2 separate regions of the Homo sapiens genome follow, and region 1 is linked to region 2. A link is an interaction called in ENCODE POLR2A ChIA-PET data of the cell type or tissue named here. Cell type or tissue: CD4-positive, alpha-beta T cell. All regions are shown on one strand. Each heading gives the region's core, and the rest is flanking DNA. Links, peaks and the distances in the headings are about the cores only. Region 1 has its middle 320 kb from the start of LINC02290. Region 2 has its middle 160 kb from the start of LINC02290.

The links. ChIA-PET counts read pairs that join two places held together with the same protein. Peaks named below come from ENCODE experiments on the same cell type or tissue, not always from the same donor. Only the 100,000 strongest peaks of a DNase experiment are listed, where the experiment ranks them.
Region 1: POLR2A ChIA-PET joins it to region 2 with 5 read pairs; 2 of 35 experiments call an interaction of 5 or more read pairs at or near these places.

Annotation. Positions count from the first base shown.
Region 1 is chr14:65,793,005-65,798,384 of GRCh38, reverse strand. No RefSeq gene overlaps it. Among named protein-coding and RNA genes, the nearest start is that of LINC02290, 320 kb to the left of the region's middle. In CD4-positive, alpha-beta T cell, for the core only: no CTCF peak of the experiment used is centred there; no DNase peak of the experiment used is centred there.
Region 2 is chr14:65,947,491-65,952,870 of GRCh38, reverse strand. No RefSeq gene overlaps it. Among named protein-coding and RNA genes, the nearest start is that of LINC02290, 160 kb to the left of the region's middle. In CD4-positive, alpha-beta T cell, for the core only: no CTCF peak of the experiment used is centred there; a DNase peak (open chromatin) is centred at 2,460.

The sequences.
Region 1 (5,380 bases), core at 281-5,280, 150 kb after region 2:
ACAGCTCCAGTCTCTGCCTACTACAACCCCCTCATCCTCCCAGGCCCACGTCAAACATCCACTCCTCCAGTAAGTTTGCCCCCACTCCTCCAGCCAGAAGGATGCTCTCTGTCCTCTGACTCCTGTACCATGTCGTCATTTCCTAGCCTTTCCTCGAACTCCCAGCCTTCGTTTCCTTATCTCCCACCCCAGGCTAACCTGAGAGGTATTCTTGCCTGGCTGCTCTCTAGCCCCTCTCCCCATCCATGTGGGGATGTTTTAGGAATTAATGAGTTATTTCATGTGGAGTACTTGAAATTCTGCCAATAAATGTAAGCCATTGTAATTATCGTTGCCATCCTGTCATCTCTGTTTGTGTTTTTGTCATGACTTGTGTGTATGTGTTTCCTCCCTCGGGACCCCGTTGAGAGAAAGGACTATGCCTGTATCATCTTCATATCCCGCATGGCAACTGACACAGTGTGGGCCACCTGCAGCACCTTCACTAAACGTTTGCTGAACGGACAGCAAGCAGAACCATCTCAATGCTTCCCCTTCATTCCTCTGCTCTCCGCCTGCCACTGCTACTGTAATTCAACCTCGAACAACCCATCACCATCAGAATTTGTAATTATTTATTTATTGTTTTGCAATTATTTGATTATCATCTGACATTTCCACCAGACTCTAAGTTCCCTGAAGGCAGGGATATATATATATATATATTTTTTTTTTGAGATGGAGTTTCACTCTTATTGACCAGGCTGGAGTGTAATGGTGCAATCTCAGCTCACTGCAACCTCCACCTCCCGGGTTCAACTGATTCTACTGCCCCATCCTCCCGAGTTGCTGGGACTACCACACCTGGCTAAGTTTTGTATTTTTAGTAGAGACGGGGGTTTCACCATGTTGCCCAGGCTAGTCTTGAACTCCTGACTTCAGGTGATCCACCCGCCTCAGCCTCCCAAAGTGCTAGGATTACAGGTGTGAGCCACTGCACCCGGCTGGGGTCTTATTTTTTTTTAATCTCACTATTATGTCCACAGACCTAACACATACGGTAAATAGCTTCCCCAAAAAGATTTTCAATTAGCAAACTCTAATTAATCAAAAACTAATTCATTCATTTACCAATGGATTTCTTTTTTAGTTATTTTATTATTCTAATATAATAGATGGTTCTGAATATTATAGTGGTTCTGGTCAATGAGTGCTCCTAGCAGCTAGACCTAGTCAGGGGTCGTGTCAGGGTCCAGGGCAGTGAGTATTAATAGTTGGATTGTTGCCTGCAGTCCAGTGCTAAGCAGGCATTCAGAGTGTGGGCTCTGCCATCAGCTGGGCTAGTGTAGGACCCCCTCTTACCACCTGCGTGACTGTAAACAAGTAACTTTTCTAATTTGTTAAGTGGAGATAAAAGGAGATCTACTTCATAGGGTTACTACGCATGTAAAATGCTTACTCAAAAGTTGGTTACTATGAGGATAATAATATTGGCTTCCAAATAACATTACAGACTAGCTTAATTAAACTTTTATGAGCTAGATCATGTGCTTCAATTTTCTTATCTATAAAATACTACATTCAAGTTCTTATTATATGATAAAAATGATGAGCTATTTACAAGGGAACAACAATAATAGAAATTTAGGGCCCATCTAAGTACATCCTAACCCCTGACCAGAAATTGTGACGGCTTAGTTTCTAGAAAATAAAGCCGTCACATGTTCTGCTTCCTTAAAGAAAGTTTGAGCAAATTTTAAACGCTCCTTGGGGAAAAACTAAAATGAGTAATTCTAGAACCAGGACAGAGAAAAGAAAGAATGGATCAACTCAACCACATTCTATAAGCCCTTCTAGCTGTAGCCCTTTACTTCCCAAGAATGTTGATGACAAACACTAAACATCATTATGACCCTAATAAAATTTAGGGTCCTACACGATCAGTCTGTGCACATTCAAAATTGCACAATACAGGGGCCACATGTAATTAAAGGGAACTGCTCATCTTCACTTGTAGCTCACAAAGTACATTCAAAGAGATTCGATTCCTAACTCAGCACAACACATCTCAACTCGCCTCCTCTCTGCGTGATGCTGTCTGGGAGATCCTCTAAACCTCAAATTCTTCCTTCAGCCCCAGCACCTGAGAAGGGAGACAGATCTTTCTCGTGTCTCCTCCGCAGTCACTCTCTGTATTGACTGATTTGTTCCTCTGTCATCCCACTCCCAACTCTTTTAACTTATCCCCCTCGCTCCACATCACAAAAGATCCTGGACCAGGGCTGGCAAAATCTCTCCTTTCCTGGAGGATTGAATGGAGGCAAGTAGTGTGGGTAGAAGGCGGTCATTGTCTTCCCAGCATCCATCGCCTCCTCTTTTAGTAGCTGCAAATTTTGATTTCCTTTGCTGACTGCGGGTCATTTTAGTGGAACTGCCAATGAGTACCTGGCCAAGGGGAGAGCACGTGACTCAGGCAAGATGAGGCCAACCCTCCCCATTCATTCTCATGGCAGTCCCTGGTTCTACCCTGGCTGGTTCCTGCCTCTCACCAGCTCTAGCTGCCCAGATCACTGACATCATTTTCCCAGCCTAATTCTTCTGTCTTCCCTTGGACTCTGTGAGCTGTCTAAAGTACTTCCAACAAATTTGTCTGCTTAACTTACCCAAGTTGATTATTGTTGTTTGCAACCAAAGAACACAAGCTGATATCTAAAACTCACTTTTTAATTTAATTTTTTTTTTTTTGACAGGGTCTCACTCTGTCACCTAGGGTGGAGTGCAGTGGCACAATCTTAGCTCACTGCAGCCTTGACCTTGTCAGGCTCAGGTGATCCTCCCACTTCAGTCTCACAAGTAGCTGGAGCTACAGGCACATGCCACCTCGCCTAGCTAATTTTTTGTTTTTTGTAGAGATGGGGTTTTGCCATGTTCCCCAGGCTGGTCTCAAACTCCTGGGCTCAAGCGATCCTCCCACCTTGACCTCCCAAAGTGCTGGGATTACAGGCGTGAGCCACTGTACCTGGCCTAAAACTCACATATTAATAAATCTTGTCGTCACCTTAGTTTGTAAGAATATGGTGCAGCATGGACTAGTGAACCTAATCTTAACTGATGCAGTTATTACAACTCCAGTCAAAAGTTAGCTTTTATGAAACCTGCTTTTTACTACTTATGTCTATCCCCCACGAAAATCATTTGAGCATGTTGAAAATTCCTAGTGAAGAAAGGAATCACGGCTACTCATTTTGTAAAACCTACATTTACCCTCTAGAGGCTACTCAGAGTAATAAAAACCACACATGGCAAGGTGTCAAAATATTTGGCCTCTCTCATTTACTGGCCGTGTATCTGCAGCTCAATCATTTAATTTCCCTGACCTTCATTTACCTTGTGTATAAAAATACAGATAATAATATCAGCTCTTTCTACTTCTCAAGGTGATTGTGAGGTCCAAATTAGAAAATCAAATGAAAAAATGCCTTGGGAATCATTAACTTTGGGCCTATGGCCCAGGCAAAAATTAAAGCCAACTATGGGCACTGTCTTCTCCTAACTGGTTCTTCTTCCTCTTACCTCCTGGCTTAGCTATTCTCTTCACTGCTTCCCCCTCCCTTCCCGCTGTTATAGTCCCTGTGAGTAAAATTGCCCTTTCTCAGCTACCATCACGGGTCTGGATGAAATACGCCAGATGAAATACAGGTATGTCAGGATCAGTAGTATCATCCTTTTACAACGTGAATTCCTAATTAGACTGCGTCCATCTCAGTTTTTTAAAAAATGAATTTGTACGCAGTACCTAACTTCAGACCACAGCATGGAGGCACACACTCAACACAACCCAGAGGGACGATGATGGGCCCACTCGAAGTGGAGTCTCCTGGGCTTAGGAGAACCGAGATCCTCTCTGAGCTTTGCTTTTTTTTTTTTTTTTTTTCTATTAGAAATCAAGATGGAAGAAAAATGTTCCTCATTCTGCACTCTTGAAAGTAAGAAATTGTTACTTTATTGCAACTTGGTTAGCTAGAGATCTTAACCAAAACCTGCAATTATAAATGGTTTCTACTCAAATTTCTGTTAAAAACAAACAAACCACATTCTAAGAAGAGGAGGGAAGTGCCTGGTGGAGAGAGAAGTGGAGGCAGAAACTCTGAAGATGTAGACAGCAAAGGAGCAGGACAAGATGCCCAGAGTCCAGAGGCCACGGCTGAGGAGTGTGGGGAGTTGAGGGCAGAATTCTGTGGTTACCATGGGGCTTACGTTCAGAGCAAGCCACGGGCTCCACTGCCTCTTCTGCCCCATAGTGACGAACTACTTAATGAGAGCCACTGGAGCTTTTCCTAGGGACTACCAGCAAGTTGCTTTCCAGGACACTGTAGCCTGTTAATAATGTAACAGCAATCATCGCTGAGCTCTCACCAACTGCCAAGATGCCACACTAAATTCTTTTAAAACTCTTGCAGGTAGGTACTGGGGTCAATTGTATTGTCATCTGAGTATTTACTGCCCTTCCAAGGGAGAGCGGATACTCTTTTCCCCATTGATTTGGATGTCACCAATGATCCCCTCACCCCACCTTCTGCCACTGAAATGGCAAGCGACCCAGACAGGTGCTCCTGTGTTAGCCAGGGCCAGAGAGAAGATGACAGGGAGCGGCAGAGCTGCAACTGCTTCACCATGAACATGAGCATGAGCAAGAAATAAACCTTTGTGCTTGTTTAATACCGCACAATGTATTTAAGCTGACATTATCATGGGGCCGTTGGAGGCTCAGAGAGGGTAACGACCCAAGGTCACACTGCCAGTGGGTGGCAGCGTCCTTCTGAGTGAGCATGTCGCCATATCCTTCCTGGACACCCTCTCCCTGTTGCCCCTCTTCAGCCACCTGCCCTCATGTGCATCTTACCTGGCGTTGGCTCTCCATGAAAGCCAACGACAAAGGCAGCCCTCACTTCTCACCTCGGTTGGCTTCTCTTTAGCACAGGCGCTGCTAACCATTTCCTCCTTCCTCAAATGCTCCCGTGGGAACCTCCATGACCTTGCCTCTCTCCGGACCTCTTTTGGCATTTCTTTATCCCCCCCGCCAGGCAGCCTTGACTTTGTAGTTACAGCAGAGGCTTTACAATCAGACTGACTCCACAAGATCAAATATACAGTCTTTATTTCACCAGCTGTGTGATCGTGGGCAAGTCACTCATCCTCTCTGAGCCCCGGGTTCGTAAATAGAAAACTGGAATAAGAACACCTCCCTTGGCCGGGCGCGGTGGCTCACGCCTGTAATCCCAGCACTTTGGGAGGCCAATATGGGTGGATCACCTGAGGTCAGGAGTTCGAGACCAGCCTGGCCAACATGGCAAAACCCCATCTCTACTAAAAATACAAAAAATTAGCTGGGCCTGGTGGA
Region 2 (5,380 bases), core at 135-5,134:
AGGAATCTGGCATCAGCAATTAATCATGGCCAAATAAATCTGATATTTGACCGCAAGGATACCATCAGACACCCATTGAGAGCTTCAAGGAGTTCAGTTCCCTCAGTGATTACTAAAGCCAACTTTGATCATTTAAAAATCACGTTTTGTTTTTCCAGAGGAGTTTGGTCTTTATTCCTTAAGCAAACATTGATTTATCTCCTCTTTTCTGGGCAGAGATTCCTGTCGTATAACTGCTCTGGCTAAAACAACTCTTGCTGTGCTCCAAAGTCTCCATAGCCTGCTTGTAGGAAGAGAATATTTTAGTCTCTTAGAGCTGCCAACAGGCAAATAGAAGGTAAAGAAAAGACTGCCACCCCCACCCACTAGGTTTGGAACCATCAGAAACCAGAGCTCAAACTTTATAAATAGAGGCAGCAGCAGGGGAGTCACACTCACAAAAACCACTGGATGCTACAGCCTTCGGAAGTCCTTGTTTGGATAACCTCACTCAATAAATATCGTCAAGGTCAAAACCCAGACCTTGAAAGTGTGGTGGAGCCAAACCGTCTTCATTTGAAACTGCTGAAGGCAGGCTCCTTAAGTGTGGGAGACCAGGAGTCCAGGCCTTGAGATCTCAGATCTGGGAAACTCCTGAGGAAAGAGAAAAGGAAGCCTGGACCAAGGAGGGGGTGTCCCTGAGCTGAATCTGGAGGGTTGCAACTGACATCTCTGCTCCTCCAAGTGGGGCTCCTGGACCCACTCCCTCCACCACCCCCACAGAGGGGACATGTGAGCAGTTGGAAAACCACCGGACCAGGTGTGGTCTGGAGGCTGAGTAGATTCCTTCCCCATCACCCCCACCCCCACCCCCCATGAAGGATGGTAAAATTGCCAGAAAGCCACAATCCTCCCCTGGAAGGGAGACAGCATCTCAATCGTAGATCACTCTTTAAGTCTTTAAAGACACTTGCTTCCTCCCAGCTTATGGCTTTTGGTATATATTTGGCAGCAGAGGTGTGTTTAATTAGGATTAGAGGAAAGGTTCTGATACTGCCTGTGAACATCCTCAGCCTGAGTAAAGGCAAGAGTGGGAGACTTTACCCAAGCCAACCCGGTGATTCTGAGGTAGGGCACAGTGATCCAGGTGAATCTCTTCACCATCAGAGTTCAACAGCACACATCATTCAAAACCTTATTGGCCTCTCCCTCCATGGTGAAAAGAGCTCCTATTACGTTCCAGGAACTGTAATGGGCACCAAGGAGCAAAAATAAGTAAGGTTCTCTTTTGCTTTTGCCTTCACAGAACTAGTAGAGCAGGCAAACAGACACATCCAAACTAAGTTTTAACGCCATGGGATAAGAACCACAGTGGAGGTATTACAAAGTGCTATGGAAATACAAAGGAAGGCTGGGTCAGTTCTCATGGGAGGGGTAGGGCCAGGCAGGCTAGCAGGAAGAGCCTCTCATGAACTCTTTATTGAATTAATCAGTTGATCAATTTTAAATAAGGAGGTAGCGTTGAAGCTGGATCTTGAAGTATAAATAGGAATTCTTCAGCTCAAAAAGAGAATGGCGCCCCTAGCAGAGAGAAAATTTGAGCTACAGCTACCATTTAAGGTGGTGCTTTCCAAATTAGATATGCTCAGGAAGCCACTGCTGGGGTTCAAGGCGTACTCAAAGCCATGGAATAAGGATGATGTGCCTTTTCAGGGATGTTAATTTTGCTTAAATATTTGGGTAAAATAGGCTATACAAGAAGGAAGTAAAGGCATTTTTAAATTAAAATAAGCATGAATGTTACATAATAGAAGACAAAATTGACATGAACTTTTTTCTTTTGTTTGGTTTTGGTTTTTTTGTTTGATTGAGTTTTGTTAGATACAAGGTCTCACTCTGACACCAAAGTTGGAGTGCAATGGCACAATCATAATTCACTGCATCCTCGAACTCCTGGGCTCAAAGGATCCTCCCACCTCAGCCTCCAAAGTAGCTAGGACTACAGGCATGTGCCACCATGCCAAGCTAATTAAAAAAAAAGAAAAATTTTTTTTAGAGATAGTGTCTTGCTATGTTGCCCACATTATTATCAAGCTTCTGACCTGAAGGAATCCTCCCGCCTCAGCCTCTCAAAGTGCTGAGATTACAAGTGTGAGCCACTGCACCTAGCTGACATGAATTTTTAAGATAAATCATTAGCCCTCAAAAATAAAATAAAATAAAATACTGTGTGCGAGCGGGGTTAGGGGGTTCTGCCTTCTGCTACAGACCCAGATCCCAAGGTCTGTGTCTCTTTCATCTGTCATTTAGGGTATTCTGAAGGAAAGGAAGAGAAGCCTGGTTTACATATAATCTGGGGATCAGGGTGTTGTGTGAGGTGGTCCAGTGGCTGATCACGGCCGGGCAGCCAGAGCCACACAGTGATGAACTTCACAGAGCATGTGAGTGAGTTTGGACTGTACTTGGTAAGTAGAGGAGAGTCCTTGGCAGCCTGCCCAGACAAGGTGACTATGCTGCTTAAGCTGCACTGTGATCCTCACTACACGGACTTGCTGTCTGGACAACATAACTAAAGCACAGTGCTGACCTATTCATTCCCCTGCTCAAGACTTTCAGGGGCTTCTTGTGGCTGCTGAATGAAGTCCAAACTATAAGCAAACCTGGGCTGCAATGTGGAGAATGGATTGCAAGCAACAAGACTGACGGTGAGGAGATGGGTGAGCAACCTGGGAAGCTGTTCTAGACTGAGGCAAGGAAGCACAGTGGGAGTGGAGAGAAGCAGATGGCATTTGAGGTCCTCATTGTTCTCTAACTTGCCATTACAACCTCCATCTCTCATGTACATTTTTCTACATTTGAATCAAGCTAAATGACTCACTACTACTTGTGGTTTCCTGCAAACACATTTTTGCTCATTCTGTTCCTTCTACCTGAAATGTCCTTTCTTGACCCCATCTCCTCCTGATGAAAAGGGCACCTGTCCTTCAGGGTCCAGCTCAAATAATCTTGGAAGCCTTATGCTAAGCATCTGCTATGTGCCAGGCACCATGCCACATGCTTTGCATACTCTCTAATCTCTATTCCCTGCAAAGTGAGTAGCACTATCTCTGTTTGCAGATGAGGGAATGGAGCATCAAGGAGGTTAGGTAACACACTCAAGGCCACTTGGCTTGCAAGAGATTGAACCAGAATTTGAATCCTGATCTAGCTGATGCTAAAACCTGTATTTTTTCTACAACCCCAGACTACCTGCTCCTTCAACTGACTTTCCCTCATAACCAAGCCTACACATGAATTGAATTCCTCCCGTATTTTCTCAATATAGACTGGCACCTCTCTGGATATATAGCATTATTAGAATTGTGGGGTATGATGAAGGAGATATGGGTAGACAAGAAGCCCTCTACCTTTTTCGTTTAATTTCTTTTGAATCGAGGTGGGGTCTCACTCTCTCACCCAAGCTGGAGTTCAGTGGCGCGATCTCAGCTCACTGCACCTTCTGCCCCCCAGGCACAAGTGATCCTCTCACCTCAGCCTCCCGAGTAGCTGGAATTACAGGCACATGCCACCATGCCCGGCTAAAGACCACCTTTAAGAACAACACTGTTTCCATACTCTAGCTTGAACTCTGGTGGCTGTGTGGCTTTAGGCAAGCCACGTCGCAAAACCGAGTTACACTTCATGGGATGATTGGAAAACAAAATGAAATAAAACAAATGAAGCTTGGCAAATGAGCATGCACTCAATAATTGGTTCCTCCTCCCTTGCACATGACAGTTGGTCAGTAAATGTTTTAAAGGCTGAGGGAACAAAATGCTGTGACATCACTTGATCGTTTTGTCTACATAAAGCTTTGAAAAAGTGGAAACTCTATGTTTAGGTCCCAACCCTCCACCCCCAGCACACACACACAGAGCTTTCAAATACTCTACAACATATATTTTCAAGTAAATTAAAACCCATTTTGGGAGCTTCTCAGACCTGCCAATCCCAGAGCCCAGTCTCTGAGCTGAGTTCAATCCCAGAGCCCACAGTGTGCTGTGCCTGTGGGGGCTGCCCTGCCTCAGGGCTGGAGTCTGTACCTCACCAGGTGCTTGCAGAAGAAAGGGCCCTGAGATGCCCTTTATCCTGACTACTCCTGCCTCCCACCCGCTCAACTAATCACCAAGCCTGTGGGTTCTACCATCCGCTTCTCTCCCTCCCCTCTGCCCTCTGCGGATAGAGCTCTTCCATTTCCCTGCGTCCTGCCTCCAGTGTCATTGATTGCCCTGAATTCTTGACATTGCAGCCAGGGTGATACAGTGGTGAACAAAATGAAGCCTGCCCTCATGAAGATCAAAATCTTCAAAGGCTGTTTAGAAAGTTCACCGGTGTCTCCGCCCTCCTTGCTTCCCAGCCTTGTTTATTCCCCGCATTCCTCTGGCATTCTCCACTCCAGTCACACTGAGTCTCGTGTCTCACCAACACAGCTTGCTCTTCCTCCCCTCTGGGACTTTGCATATGCCCTTCCCTCTGCACGGAGCATCTTTTCCCTACGCATCATCCCTGCCACTTGACTGCCAGCTCCTCTTCACCCTCCCAGTCTCAGCCTCAAGGTCACCTCCTTCAGGGAGCCTTCCTTAACCCCCAAAGGCACTGGCTGCCCCTGCTATGTGCACCCTTAGCACTGTGGTTTTTTTTTTTTACTCTCCTTGAAGTCAGAGACCATGTTTTATATTAACTTTATATATTTCTGTCTCTCAAGGGCATAACACAGTATCTGAGGCTAGTATATCACTTGTTGATGAAATGAATAGTTGAAGCAGCCAGTCCAGCCTGTGACATGAGGTGTGCTGAGCTCTCCCCAGGTATAAATACCCTTCAGCAGTCCTGCCTGGGCATCTGAAACTTCGGAGGGGCTGATGGAGAAGAGGAAAGGAGCAGAGAGGCTGAACAAACAAGTGTTTGGCGTCCATCCTGCCTCTCTCCCTCTGTCCCCCAAAACAGTGCAAATCAAAATTCAGTGGGAATCTGTTCAGCATCTGGATGATGGAAATGACATTTTCTTCCTTGCCAGGCCGTTTTGCAGCCCTCAGGGTCCATTGTTTCTATTAACTTTTAATGAACTTTTTTTTTTTTTTTTTAAAGATGGAGTCTTGCTCTGTCACCCAGGCTGGAGTGCAGTGGCGTGATCTCGGCTCACCGTAGCCTCCACCTCTGCAGTTCCAGCAATTCTCCTCCCAGGAAGCTGGGATTACAGGTGTCTGCCACCATGCCCAGCTAATTTTTGTATTTTTAGTAGAGACGGGGTTTCACCATGTTGGCCAGGCTGGTCTCAAATTCCTGACCTCAGGTGATCTGCCCACCTTGGCCTCCCAAAGTGCTGGGATTACAGGCATGAGCCACCATGCCTGGACAACTT